Linked DNA regions of Homo sapiens: region 1 is linked to region 2. A link is a loop called in an ENCODE intact Hi-C map of the cell type or tissue named here. Cell type or tissue: heart right ventricle. All regions are shown on one strand. Links, peaks and the distances in the headings refer to the core of each region. The heading gives the core; the rest is flanking DNA.

Region 1 (6,383 bases), core at 1,537-4,036, 150 kb after region 2:
AAACTGCCAAACACCTCACCTAAGACCATATAGACAGAGACTGGAATTAAACATACTCTTGTTGATAACTGTTTAGAGGCTCCCTGAGAAATGGAGAGGTTCATCAATTAATCAATCAATCAAGTATCTGTTGAGCTAGCATTTTGTGGAAATGACCACTAAGTGTTGTGAAGGGACATGAGTAAAACAGTTTCTGACTTTTTTAGAAAGAGTCCTGTTGACTTGAGGAAATAAGATATAAACAGCACCAAATTAAATTGCAGTATACAACACAGCACTTAATGAGTGCAGTGCCACTGTGGCATGTGTTACTAGTTAGTAGAAATGTGTTCATTTTACAGATGTAGGAATAGAAGCTTCGAGAAGGGTGGAACCTGCAGGGAAGTGGAGTGTAATTGTGTTCCTGGAACAGCCCAAGGCTGTAGAATTGGAGGTCATTGCAAGTCTTTGGTATTGGCTCCTTTAGCTGTCCATTAAGGGAATTTGAAAATCTGAGACCCAGCATTTTCAAATGGCAGTGCTGTAGTAATAAGGCAATCATAGATTAATTGGAGACCATCAGGGTTTTTAGAGATGTTTAGCCAGGGGTGGATCATTCCGAAGTTAGCTGGCATATAAAACTGACTTGTGAGCAAACCATAAAATCTAAAATCCGGGGGGTGAGAGTGGTGAAATGTGATGTAGAGCAAAATCAGAAAGTAAATTAACTGTGGAGTATACAGTTGGACTAAAAATATTTGTGCTGAGTACATGTTTGAAGGGGAGAGGCCCATATAATGTAATATATGGGCCAGTCATGTATTTATAAATTTTTAGTCTCCTGGAGCCTTTTTGGACTAAACTCTTGGTCAACATGAGGAAGAAAGCTCAGTCTTCTCTTTGTTACCGTGTCCATAGGGTTTTTTTTTCGTCCACATGGACCTTATAAAGTTACATAGCATGAGATTAATTAGGGCCAGTGCTCAAAGTCAGTAAAATGATGACACCTCTTCTCTAATCACTCTCAGTTAATGCTTCTCTTTGAGAATTGGGGCTAACTTTGTATAGGGCGGTGGTCCTTGACATTTTCTTGCCTTTCTGCCTATTTCTTTTTCCATAAAAGAGAAAAAAATTCTGTAACCTGCCACCTCATCAATCTTTGGCACAAATTAGTTTTTAAAAACTCAGTATAGCAAAGTTTTGCAATAAAATGCAAGTATACATTCTGTGTACTTGTGACAAAGCAGTATTGGACATTTGAGCAACTTTTGCTGACAGTTTATAACATCTCAGTGTGGTCAAATTTGGCCATTTTATATAGTATCACTGAATTAGATGATAATTTTCAAATTGGAAAACAAATCACACTAGTTAAAAGACCAGTGGATTTAAATACACTAAACTATAGTTTAAAAGTATTTTCAAATATTCTGCTTGGCCAACAACTTACGGTGCCTTCAGTTATTTAATATATAATCAGATATTCAAAGGTTTAAAACAATATTTTCATCTTAGTTTATAAATATGAGGGATGTAGCATGTTTTTTGTGCTTTTATTTGTACTCCACATTGATTGATCGCTTGAGAAAAGGTCTTTGTCACCCAGGCTGGAGTGTAGTGGTGCAGTCATGGCAGCCTCAGCCTTTCATGTTCAAGCAATCCTCCCACCTCAGCCTCCAAAGTAGCTGGGACTACTGGCCCTGCTCATACTATTTTTTGTAGAGACAGGCTTCCACTATGTTGCCCAGGCTGGTCTTGAACTCCTGGATTCCAGCAATCCTCCTGCCTCAGCCTCCTAAGGCGCTGAGATTACAGGTGTGAGCCACCATGCCTGGCCTTGTACTCCACGTTATTTTAAAAGTTCTTTGGTGTGCCAGTTTTCTATAAGTGCCTGGTTTTGTAGATAATATTTGGTATATGCGTTATGAAGAAATTGTTCCTAGTTGTATCATTTTTAACATAGAAGAAGTAGTTTAAAATCAGTTTGGGTCCTGGAAGAAAGCATTTTACATCACTGTTTTCTCTCTTCCTTAGTATGCAGTTATTTTTTCTTACTGTAGCATGAGTACCTGTAGTCACTTGTTTATAAATTTAGACAGTTCAGTTCTTAGACGAAACATGTTGAAGAAGAAATATTTCTGATGGATTTAAATTTTCAAAAATGCACGTTTATAAACATTTTCAAGAAAAAGCAAGACACATTTTTGAAACATTTATTTTAAAAATACCATTTTGAAAACCCATATTTTTCTTCCTTGAAACTGCTTTAGAATCTGAGAGAATATTAATTTAAGTAACCATTCACAGAATAATGACAATTTGCTGCTTGTTATTAGGGATGCTTGGCTTCTTTTTTTTTCTAATTTAGGTAAAAAAATGAAATGAGAGAAAAATAAGGAGAAAAAGGAAGTATCTTTTACTTTACCAAAAATGTTTAGTTGTTGCATGGGTTTTGGTGATGGCTAGTAGAGTGAATTTCAACTTTGCAGTACACTTCCTTCGTCTTTATACTTCATATTTAGACATTGAATCACACTAATATTTTGGTGAAGAACAGTCTAATAACTACAAATATGTCAGGATTATTTATTTGTCTCCATACTTACCCAACCTTCAGTGTTTCAGGGTAAGTATTCAGTTTTCCAAAGCTGACAGAATTGTGGTCAAGAAATATTAGTTGATAATCTTATCCTTTTTCGTGGAACAGCTATCTAAAATTTTACTCTAAAATAATCACAGTATCTTTGTTCACGTAGCAGATGTTTATAATTCGGGTAAAAATGTGCAACTATTTCCAAGAACCTTAGGTTATGGGATCCAACTGTGATTTTTTTTTTTTCTTTAATCTTCGTTGCCCTCTCGTGTTTCAACTCTGTATTACAGTTGGCTAAGACCTAGATGATGACCTCCTTAATTTTTAGATATTTTTGCATTTTAGGCAATGTTGTTTTTAATTTGTGTGTAGGTGGATTGTTTCATTGGATGTTGCTTTTCTGAAGATAAGGTCATTTTCATAGTACGTAAAGTTAATAGTTGAGTTAGATTCACTGTACTTTTATTTTCTGACTTCTGCTGATCTAAAGAATTGATTCATCTACCTGACTTATTTGAAGTACAGTGCTAATATCTAATATGCATATAATGAGTCTTTGAAATTGAGCAAATGCCTAATGAAAACATAATTATTTTTCAAATATCTGTCAAGTTCCACTCATATTGAAATAACTTGAAACCTTATGACATGGAAAAAACCCAAGTGAATCATGGTTTTAATAAGTTGATATTCTGATGCCTGAATTCCAATTTCAGAATCTTTTGTACTTTTTATTAAAAGGAAGAATCATCCCTAAAATGACTTCAGAGTACGTCTCAAAGGTACAGATAATTTAAAAGCAAGTGATGTGTATATGTTATTATTACTTTTTAAAAAGGTATTCTGAAGGTTGTCAGTATCACCATAGGTATAGAATTGACATAAACTATAGTGAAAAATATCAATGTTACTAATTTGAGTACATTCTTAGCACTCAGAGCAAGAGGAATGAAAGTCATTTTTGCTAATGTGCATTTTTCTTCTTAATTATAAAGCCCCACTAGCTTCTGCTTCATGATCTCAGTTACTGAGAAAACTAAAACAAAAAGTAAATGTTTTTAGAAATCCTTTTGTTTGTGTAAACTGAATATCCAGTTGATGGAGTTGGACAGCTAGGGTAGGGTAGAGAAAACAAAGCACTGTGTTCACTCATTTGACATGGTTCTGGACATGGGTTCGCCATAACTTAGCAATATATGATCTCTGGCAAATCACCTAAGTTTTTTTTTTTTTTTTCTGCCTATAAAATGGGGTAATAATATCTAATCTATTTCCAGAATCCTTTTTTGATGAATTAATGAATAATTCATTGCCAGCCCCATAGCGTCTTGTGAAAACCAAATGAGAAAACATATAGAGCAGTTTTGAATGTTTGGCAGATATGAAGTATTATTGTCATGTTTGGTTATGAGCACTTTGAAGACAGGAATCATGTCTTAGTTATCTTTATTTCCTGAACATCTAGAAGAGGGCTTTAGAACGTAGTAGTTCCTCGGTATATATATGAAAAATCAATGATTGAGGTCAGGGAGGCACAGTCAGTGAATCCATGCATGGAAGAGATAAGCTGTGAAATATGCTGGAAGCTTACTGCATATTTGATGTATTAGAGTGAAAACCTAATCATGCAGTTGTTCATCCTCATTAATATGGATAAGTCATGTGTTCATCTTTCATTCTAATTTAATTCAACTGGGCCTTTTAATATTTCAGCCTCACCACTTGCTGGGCTCTGATCCTTCTTTTTCTTCTGCCTCCTCACGTCTCCAACCAGAAGGTGATCTTTTAGTCCTTCACTTCATGGGGAGCCTTCAGAGAGAGTAATGCAGCCACCAGAAAGGATGCCGTTGACCGACACAGTGACTGACAGGCTGCCCTGGCTCAGTTATCACAGTGCTGATGCTGTCTATTCTAAAGGTACAGTACTGTGATAACTGAAGGATGGCAGCCATCTTACCTTCCATCAGAGGAGCCTCACCGTACCCAGGAAGAAAGAAGGTGAAAGAGGAATGTGAAACAGGTGGCTGGGACCCAGAAACCCTCTTACCCTGCACCTCTGTCATACTTCTCCCGGGGCATAGGGAGAGTTATTCTGCTTCTCTTTGCCTTGTTTTGTAACATGGGGTAGTTGTTGGTGCAGCCATGTTGTGCTGAGTGAACATATATTAAGATCTTTGGAACCTTTAGGAGACTGAAAATAGGTAAGTATGAATTAGTATTTCTGGAATGGTATTCAGAGAACTTCGTACCATTTTTATAAATGTGAAAGGTAACCTAATTAGAACAGCTTGGCACTTGTCAGTACACTACTAGATTTCAAAATCAGATTCTACTTACAGGGAGAAAAAAAAAGCCCAATATGTTGAACAGTATTGAAATTGTTGCATAAATAAAAGTCCATCATTGTAGACCAGCTTACTGAAGTGAAGAAAGAAAAAAAGTATATCTTTGTCTTGAAGGAGTAGATAGTGACATGTCATGTTTCTTTCAGGATATTTAGGATCTGGCCTAATTCAAAAGAATATTTACTGAATGCCTATGTTATTGCTGCTGCTGTCACATTTACATGAAAATAAAATGTAAATTATTTTATTTCTATCAAATAAGGACTAGTCTGCAGTGATATCTGGCACATATCGATTTCAGGAATACGAAGCTGTAAACACCAAGCCAGCATCACGTGCATGAAAGACTAGGAAATTTTTTTTTTGTTGCCCACACGGGAGTGCAGTGGCATGATCATAGCTTACTTCAACCTTGATCTCCCAGGCTCAAGCAATCCTCCCACCTCAACCTCCCGAGTCTGAGACTACAGGCTCAGGCCACCCACCTGCAAATTTTTAGTAGAGACAGGAGTTCACTATGTTGCCAAGGCTGGTCTTGACCTCCTGAGCTTAATTGATTCTCCCACCTCAGCCTCCCAAAGTGCTGGGATTACAGGCATGAGCCACTATACCCAGCCAGGATTAGGAAATTTAACAGCACACATCTTCAACCTCCATCTTACTCTAGAGAGTACTGCTGGGGGTGAAAGGTGGTTATTGGAGAACCCAGGATTCTGCCAATGCCAATCTCTGCCAATTATCCCTCTTCCCTGTAGACTCCTAAGGACACTGTACACATGTAACAATAGCAAATAAGAAACAAAGTGCATGACTTGATTATGTGTTAGATCTTAGATCACAGTACTGTGCAAGGAAGGCTCAGGTAATTTCATGGAACGTGTTTTAGGCTCAGAGCCTAATCGGGTATATTACCTCATCCTAGGCTCATGTCTGTATCTGGGAGCCTGTGGATGTCTGACTGGTGTAGGAACCCAAAGCAGTGACCCATATGCTTGAGCAAAGAGAACAGAGATGGCTGAGGTTAGGCTGTAATTTGAACCTACCTACCACAGAGAGAAGAGGGGCCAGGGAGAGAAAAACCATTTGTGACTTTTTTTTTTTTTTTTTTTTTTAAAGAAAGAGTCTCAGTCTGCGGTCAGGCTGGAGTGCAGTAGCTCAGTCTTGGTTCACTGCAACCTCTGCCTCCCGGGGTCAAGTGATCCTTATGCCTCAGCCTGCCGAGTAGCTGGGATTACAGGTGTGCACCACCATGCCCATGTAATTTTGTATTTTTGGTAGAGATGGTGTTTCACCATGTTGCCCAAACTGGTTTCAAACTCCTGTCCTCAAGTGATTCTCCTACCCTCAGCCTCCCAAAGTGCTGAGATTACAGGCATTGAGCCACTGCACCCGGCCTCGTGTGACTTTTTAACATACTGTGAACCTTACCTACTATCAGCCCTGCCAACTGCATGTCTTAGATATGG
Region 2 (6,383 bases), core at 1,703-4,202:
ATTAAGGTGGGAAGATCACCTGAGCCCAGGAGGCAGAGGTTGCAGTGCACTGAGATCGCGCCACTGAATTCCAGCCTGGGAGACACAGGGAAACCCTGTCTCAAAAAAAAAAAAGAATCCTAAAATGTTACCCTGTCTATCTTTCTTCTACCTACCTAAAAAGCAGGGCATCATGGTGGCATCCTTATAACACAGTTACCATTTGTAGAGCATCCCTTATGTGCCAGATATATTACATGCAGAGGAAAAGCCAAAATTGTACAGGCTTGCAAAGGCCTACCCATCTGGGCCCCTGTCCTGCCACCTCTCTCACCTCATTTCTCTGTCCACGTCTCCGTGCCAGCCATACCGGCATCCTTGCAGCTCTCAAGCAGGTGCCCACCCTGGACATTCACAGTTCATATTCCCTCTGCTTTTGCTCCAGATACCCATGTGTATCCTCAGCTCTTCCAAATCTTGGCTCCAGTGGTGCCTTGTTAAGACTTTTCTAACTGTCCTGTTAAACTGCACCTCTACCACACGCCAACACTCCTATTCACCCTTTATTTTCTTTTTGTTTTCCTTCAGAATATTCATCACCATTTGCCATATATGATTTACCTTATTTTTTAAGTGTTTCTATTCCTACCAGAAGTAAACTAAATTAGAGTAGAACATTTTAAGTTCTTGTTTACTGCTATAACCTTAGTGCTGTAAGCGTGCTTTGCACACAGTAAGTGCCGAATGAAAATATTTGTTGAATGAGTAAATATTATCTCAAAAGTAACAATAATTCTGTCAGGTAGGCCTTATCCCCATTTTAAAACTGTAAAAACCAATGCTGGGAAAAGTGAAGTGACTTGCTCAAGATCACATGATAAGTGACTAATCTAGCTTTAAATCAAGTGCTATTTGTCTCTACAATCACACGCCATGTACCACACCATGCTGTCTTCCTCCTGAACAGAAAACTGCAGACTGTGAGAAGCAAATTCTCAGACAGGGAGAAATGCCTGATCCTGATGTCTCTGACAGGCAGCTTACAAAACGACTTGAGAAATCTAAATCTTGTATGGCTTCAGGAACCGCCTGATCCAGTGCTACACGCACAGACCAGATTTTCTCCCCACATACACACAACAAATGTTCTGCATCTTGCTTTTTCTCTTTGGAGATTTTTTTCTTCATATTACATATTACTGTCTCATTCTCTTCTGCAGAGACAGGGTCTTGGTTTGTGCCCTAGGCTGGTCTTGAACTCCTGGCCTCAAACAATCCTGTTGCCTCAGCTTCCCAAAGTGCTGGGAATCATTCTCTTTAATAACTGCAGAGTACAGCATGGTTTAGATAGAGCATAATTTAACCAATCCCCTAATGGTGGACATCCAAGTTGTTTCCAGTCATACTGCAATGAGCATCTTTGCACATGACCTGAAACACATGACTAAGGAAAAGTTGATTCACAGGAATATAGATCCAGAGGCAAGCTGCCTATGTTTGAGGTCCAGCTAAGCCACTTACTTGTGACCCTGGTTGCTTAACCTCTCTGTGCCTATGAAAATAGTAATACCTAATTCATAAAGTCATTGTGAGAAATAAGCAAATTACTATATGTAAATTCCAGAATAGTGGCTGGCTCAGGATAAATTGCATGGCAGGGGGCGGACGGTACTGGGAAAAAATGAAGGCAATGTGGGACTGGAGGTAAAAAGACAAACAGCAGGTTTGAGAAGAAAGATATGAAGGATAAAGATAGATTTGAGCTTTTAGAAAAGGATGAAAGACACACTAGGAGACAGAATAATAATACCACCACCACCATCACCCAACATGAGATTTTCACATAGGAGAAAGTCCTCGGTAACAGAAAAGACAAGAAAGAAAGTAGCATCCTAAGGGGAAATCTAGGTTTTCTTTAATACAGAAAGTGGAGACTTCTGCAAATAGCATGTGTATGTGGCGAGGAGGGTGGGGGAAACTGTTAAGGAAAAAGGATTCCAGAGGGTACGGTGAGGAGGGGAATCAATAATAAAGAAACCGAAGCGGATATAAAAGAAAGGAGAACAGGAGGATGGCTTACCTTCCTCTCAGAAATGAAAGGCAGAGTTGGAAGTGACTGGCCTCAAAGAGTGCCACTTTCAGGGCGAGTGTGGTGTCCTAGACCCAGCAATGGTCACAGAGGCCCTGGGGATAGGCTAAGGCTGCCTCCAAAGTTTGGGGTGCTGTGTCACAGGTCCTGAAAAGGGGCTCTCTCTCACTCTGGTTAGACATAAGGGCAAGTGCTCTACCAAGTAAGTAGTAGTATTTATTCATCTACAAGACTTTTAAAATATGGATACTCAGCCGAGAAGAATGGTCAACACCTACAGTCCCAGCATTTTGAGAGGATTTCACTTGAGCCCAGGATTTTGAGACCAGCCTGGGCAACAAAGTGAGATCCTGTCTCTACAAAATAATTTAAAATTAGCCAGGCATGGTGGTATATGCCTTTAGTCCCAGCTACTCAGGAGGCTGAGGCAGGAGGATCGCTTGAGTCCAGGAGGCCAAGGCTGCAGTGAGCCATGTTCATGCCACTGCACTCCAGCCTGGGTGACAGAGCAAGACTCTTATCTCAAAAAAAGAAAAAAAAGAAAAAGAAAAACATACTTTTCAGCCACAGATCCACTTTAAGGCTTCAGGGCATACAATATGAAATGGTGTCTTAAATGATGGATTCTATAAGGTAGCATGGGAGCTTCAGCATTCTTTAAATTGATCTACATCTGTGTCTCAAGTTGGGCTAAACAAATCAAAGCAATTCAGGTGTACTTCTCACACCAATCAGCCGCCAAGAACAGAATGTCAGATAAGGTACAGTCAGACCAGCACATTTTAAAGCATTTTTAGCTGAGGGTCATTATCCAGCCAGTAAGATCCCCTGTCGGCAGGGATCACTGACCAACTGGAGTAGAATGCACCCTCAAATTTTGTCAACAGGTGGCAGCATTTATAATTTTTCCATTTAGAGAGAATTACAAGTTGAAGTATGCTTTTACATTTACTAAAAGTAACACTCCAAGAAAGGCTTTCTAAATGACTGACTAGCGTTATTCTAGGTTCCTTAATTAGCCCATTCCAAATGTGAATATATTCCATTAATTGTTGAAGAAGTAGAAATGCCAAGAGCTAACGTAAAATAAAGATCATGTTTAAGCATGGACTGCTTGCTTTCCTCCCTTTAGCTCCTCAGAGGGTCTGTTCCACCGCATGCTTTATCATGCTTCCACACCAGACTATCGCTATCCCTCATCCCCTAACCAAGCCTAGAAAAGCTGCTCACTCTTTTCATTCAAACAGCCAATCCAGATTGAAAGCTGAAATTTTATATTTTTAAATTTCTTCCAGAATCTGTCTTGTTATATCACTAATTATGACATCTACAGGTTGTTTTTTTTAAGACCCCCCCCACAAAATATTTACTAAGTGCAGTGAGATATCATTAAATTCCTGACTGGTATTGTGTTCCCAGCAGTGCTGGCCACTGGGCCTTGGCACCTGCTCCTCCCAGCCATGCCAAGAACCCAAGGAAGGGCAGCTGAAGCAGGAGGTGCTGCGGCAACAAGCTGAGGCAGTGGTGGGGAATAGAAAGTAGGACACTTCTGTTTTTCTAATTTGGAGCGCATTCACTCTGCAGGAAGGGTGCAGAGCCAGAGTCCACCACCACGTTCCCAGGCAGCAAAGCAAGCCCTCCGCCTGATGGAAATGAAAGGGCAGTTCAGAAGGGCAACTTCCAACATCCGCCTGGGTTTGGCAGCTTGTGAAAAGGCTATGCGACATCAGCCCCCTTCCTACCTCCATTAAGATCTGGAGCTAACATAGTTGCTTCGGACCGCCCATCTCTTCCCAGTTGTTGAATAAGTAAGAACCAAGTTACAAATGCAAGCCATTGTTCATGACAATCAATCACTGATGATTAGCTTAAAGTTGAAAGCAGGTGGTTGGTTATTCTTCCACAGCCTTCCCTAGCCCAGGAGTTCAAATCACTCACATCACCAACTGGAAGCCTTAGTAGCAAATTAATTACCACCAAAACCTGCTTCATAAAGGCCTTTTCTCTCTCCTATCGTATACTTTCCTTATCTGTTTACACAATGTTTATTTGTACATGTATCAAAGACCTCCATATTCCATGTCATCCAGTTATTATTAACAGATGGTGAAAAGAAGCAGCAGCTGTCCTACTACGAAAAAGTAAAAAAACAACAAATGCCAGCAAGGTTGCAGAGAAACAGGAACACTTACACACTGCTAGTGGGAATGTAAATTAGTGCAGCCACTGTGGAAAGCACTGTGGAGATTTCCCAAAGAACTTACGACTATCAGCAAAACTATTATTGGGTATACACCCAAAGGAAAATAAATTGTTCTACCAAAAAGACACATGTACTTGTATGTTCATCACAGTACTATTCACCATAGCAAAAACATGGAATCATCCAAGATACCCATCAATGATGGACTGGATAAAGAAATGTGGTATATATTCCATATACCATGGAATACTATGCAGCCGTAATAAGAATGAGATCATGTCCCTTGTAGCAACATGGATGCAGCTGGAGGCCATTAGCCTAAGAGAACTAACTCAAGACCAGAAAACCAAATACCATGTGTTCTCACTTATAAGGGGTAGCTAATCATTGAATACACATGGGCACAAAGGTGGGCACAGCAGACAACAGGGACTGCTTGAACCAGGACCAGGGTGCAGGTTGGAAAGCTACCTATCAGGTACTACGCTACCTTGGTGACAGGATCATCTGTACACGAAATTTACCCGTGTAACGAACCTGCACATGTATCCCCTAAACCTAAAATGAAAGTAGAAGGAAAAAAAAAAAAAAAACAGCAGCTGTGCTCCAGATGTCAGCAACTGAAGTTTATGCTTCCTCCTACCACTCTGTGAGCCCCACACTCCCCACAGTGCTGAGAGCTCTAGAACCCACTTCCTGCTCATGGCAGCTTCCTGGGACACTAGTTATAGATCCCAGGGTTTAAGAGATTTGAAATAAGTGGGTCCTGCCCTCAGGAAGCTTATAGGTTAATAGAAAAAGACCCCAAAGCTGAGATGGGAGGACTTCTTGTGCCCAAGGGACTGAGGATGCAGTGAGCTGTGATCGTGCCACTGCACTCCAGCGTGGGTGACAGGGCAAGATAGAGGCAAGAAGGGAGGTAGGGAGGAAGGGAGGAGGAAGGAAAAGAAAGAAAAAGAAAAAGACTTTAAAAACCTAGATATGCTACAATCACTACTTGGTGATCCACTGATAAGCAGAAGATAAGTACTCCAGAAAATTTGGTTTTAAACCACAAGTGTGCATCTTCAAAGAGGCTTAGGGAAATAAAAGATAAATTCCTTTCAGGTAGGAATTCTTGGGGAAATTCCCAAATGGCTTCACTGAGATCCTCTGGGATCATCGCGAGGATTTTTCCTGAATAAAGACACAGATAAAACTGTTACCTTATAACCCTTGTTCTTAAGTAAGTTATACTAAAATCACTGAGCCCTTTTCCCATAAGGGAAAATGCATATTCCATTGAGGAAGGAGCTGTCATCTACAAACCCCTTGCTTAAAGCCTCTTCTGTTTAAGAATTCTGCGTGGTTTGTTTCTTTTGTTTTGTTTGAGACAGGGTCTCGCTGTCACCCAGGAAGGAGGGCAGTGATGCGATCATAGCTCACTGCAATCTCTAACTCCTGGGCTTAAGGGTTCCTCTTGCCTCAGCCACCCCCCACCCAAGTAGCTGGACTACAAGCAAACATCGCCACACCTGGACATTGGTTTTGTGTGTGTGTGTTTGTGTGTGTGCGCACGCACGTGCACACACGCACACGCAGATGGGGTCTGGCTTTGTTAACCAGGCTGGACTCAAGTGATTCTCCTCTTTGGCCTCTCAAAGTGCTGGGATTATAGGCACAAGCCACCGCGTCCGGCCTGCTTGCTTGTTCTTTGAATATAAGTCCCCATACACAAATTAGGGGAAAACCGGTCCCACTGTATCTCAATTAAGACTAAAGAAATTTGTAAATGATTTCACCATAGGCCCATATTTTTATCCCCAGAAAAGTAACAGAATTCAAGTATACCTTCTAAAGGCTCAGCTACAGATTGCAGGCATGACCTGTCTGCAACTGGATGTACAAGTCTTTACTATATGCCAAGCACTGTTATAGGTACTGGCAATATAGCCATGAACAAAATGGATATAACCTGTGCTTTCTGGGGCCTGCACTGGGGGTGGAGGGATAGGGGAGGAATGGAAAATCGAATATGCTCATAAATACATAATGTCACATTATAATAATGTAAGGAGAGTGACGTAGGTAGACAGAATGGTACAAGACAGACCTTCTGAGGAAGGGTTATCT

The links. A loop is a pair of places that touch in the nucleus more often than their neighbours do. Peaks named below come from ENCODE experiments on the same cell type or tissue, not always from the same donor. Only the 100,000 strongest peaks of a DNase experiment are listed, where the experiment ranks them.
Region 1: a loop joins it to region 2, with 5 times the contacts of the local background. A loop is called at or near these places in 88 of 110 quality-filtered maps.

What each region holds. Positions count from the first base shown.
Region 1 is chr1:65,056,570-65,062,952 of GRCh38, reverse strand. It overlaps MIR3671 (microRNA 3671), which reads left to right and starts at 5,111; the gene lies at 5,111-5,198. It overlaps MIR101-1 (microRNA 101-1), which reads left to right and starts at 4,445; the gene lies at 4,445-4,519. It also overlaps a transcript of JAK1 not described here. In heart right ventricle, for the core only: CTCF peaks have their summits at 2,655 and 2,854 (motif pointing left); no DNase peak of the experiment used is centred there; H3K27ac peaks cover 1,809 bases.
Region 2 is chr1:65,206,034-65,212,416 of GRCh38, reverse strand. The region is part of intron 2 of AK4 (adenylate kinase 4); the gene reads right to left. Among named protein-coding and RNA genes, the nearest start is that of AK4, 61 kb to the right of the region's middle. RefSeq lists an enhancer at 4,880-4,959. In heart right ventricle, for the core only: CTCF peaks have their summits at 2,737 and 2,937 (motif pointing right); DNase peaks (open chromatin) are centred at 2,925 and 3,701; H3K4me3 peaks cover 410 bases; H3K27ac peaks cover 853 bases.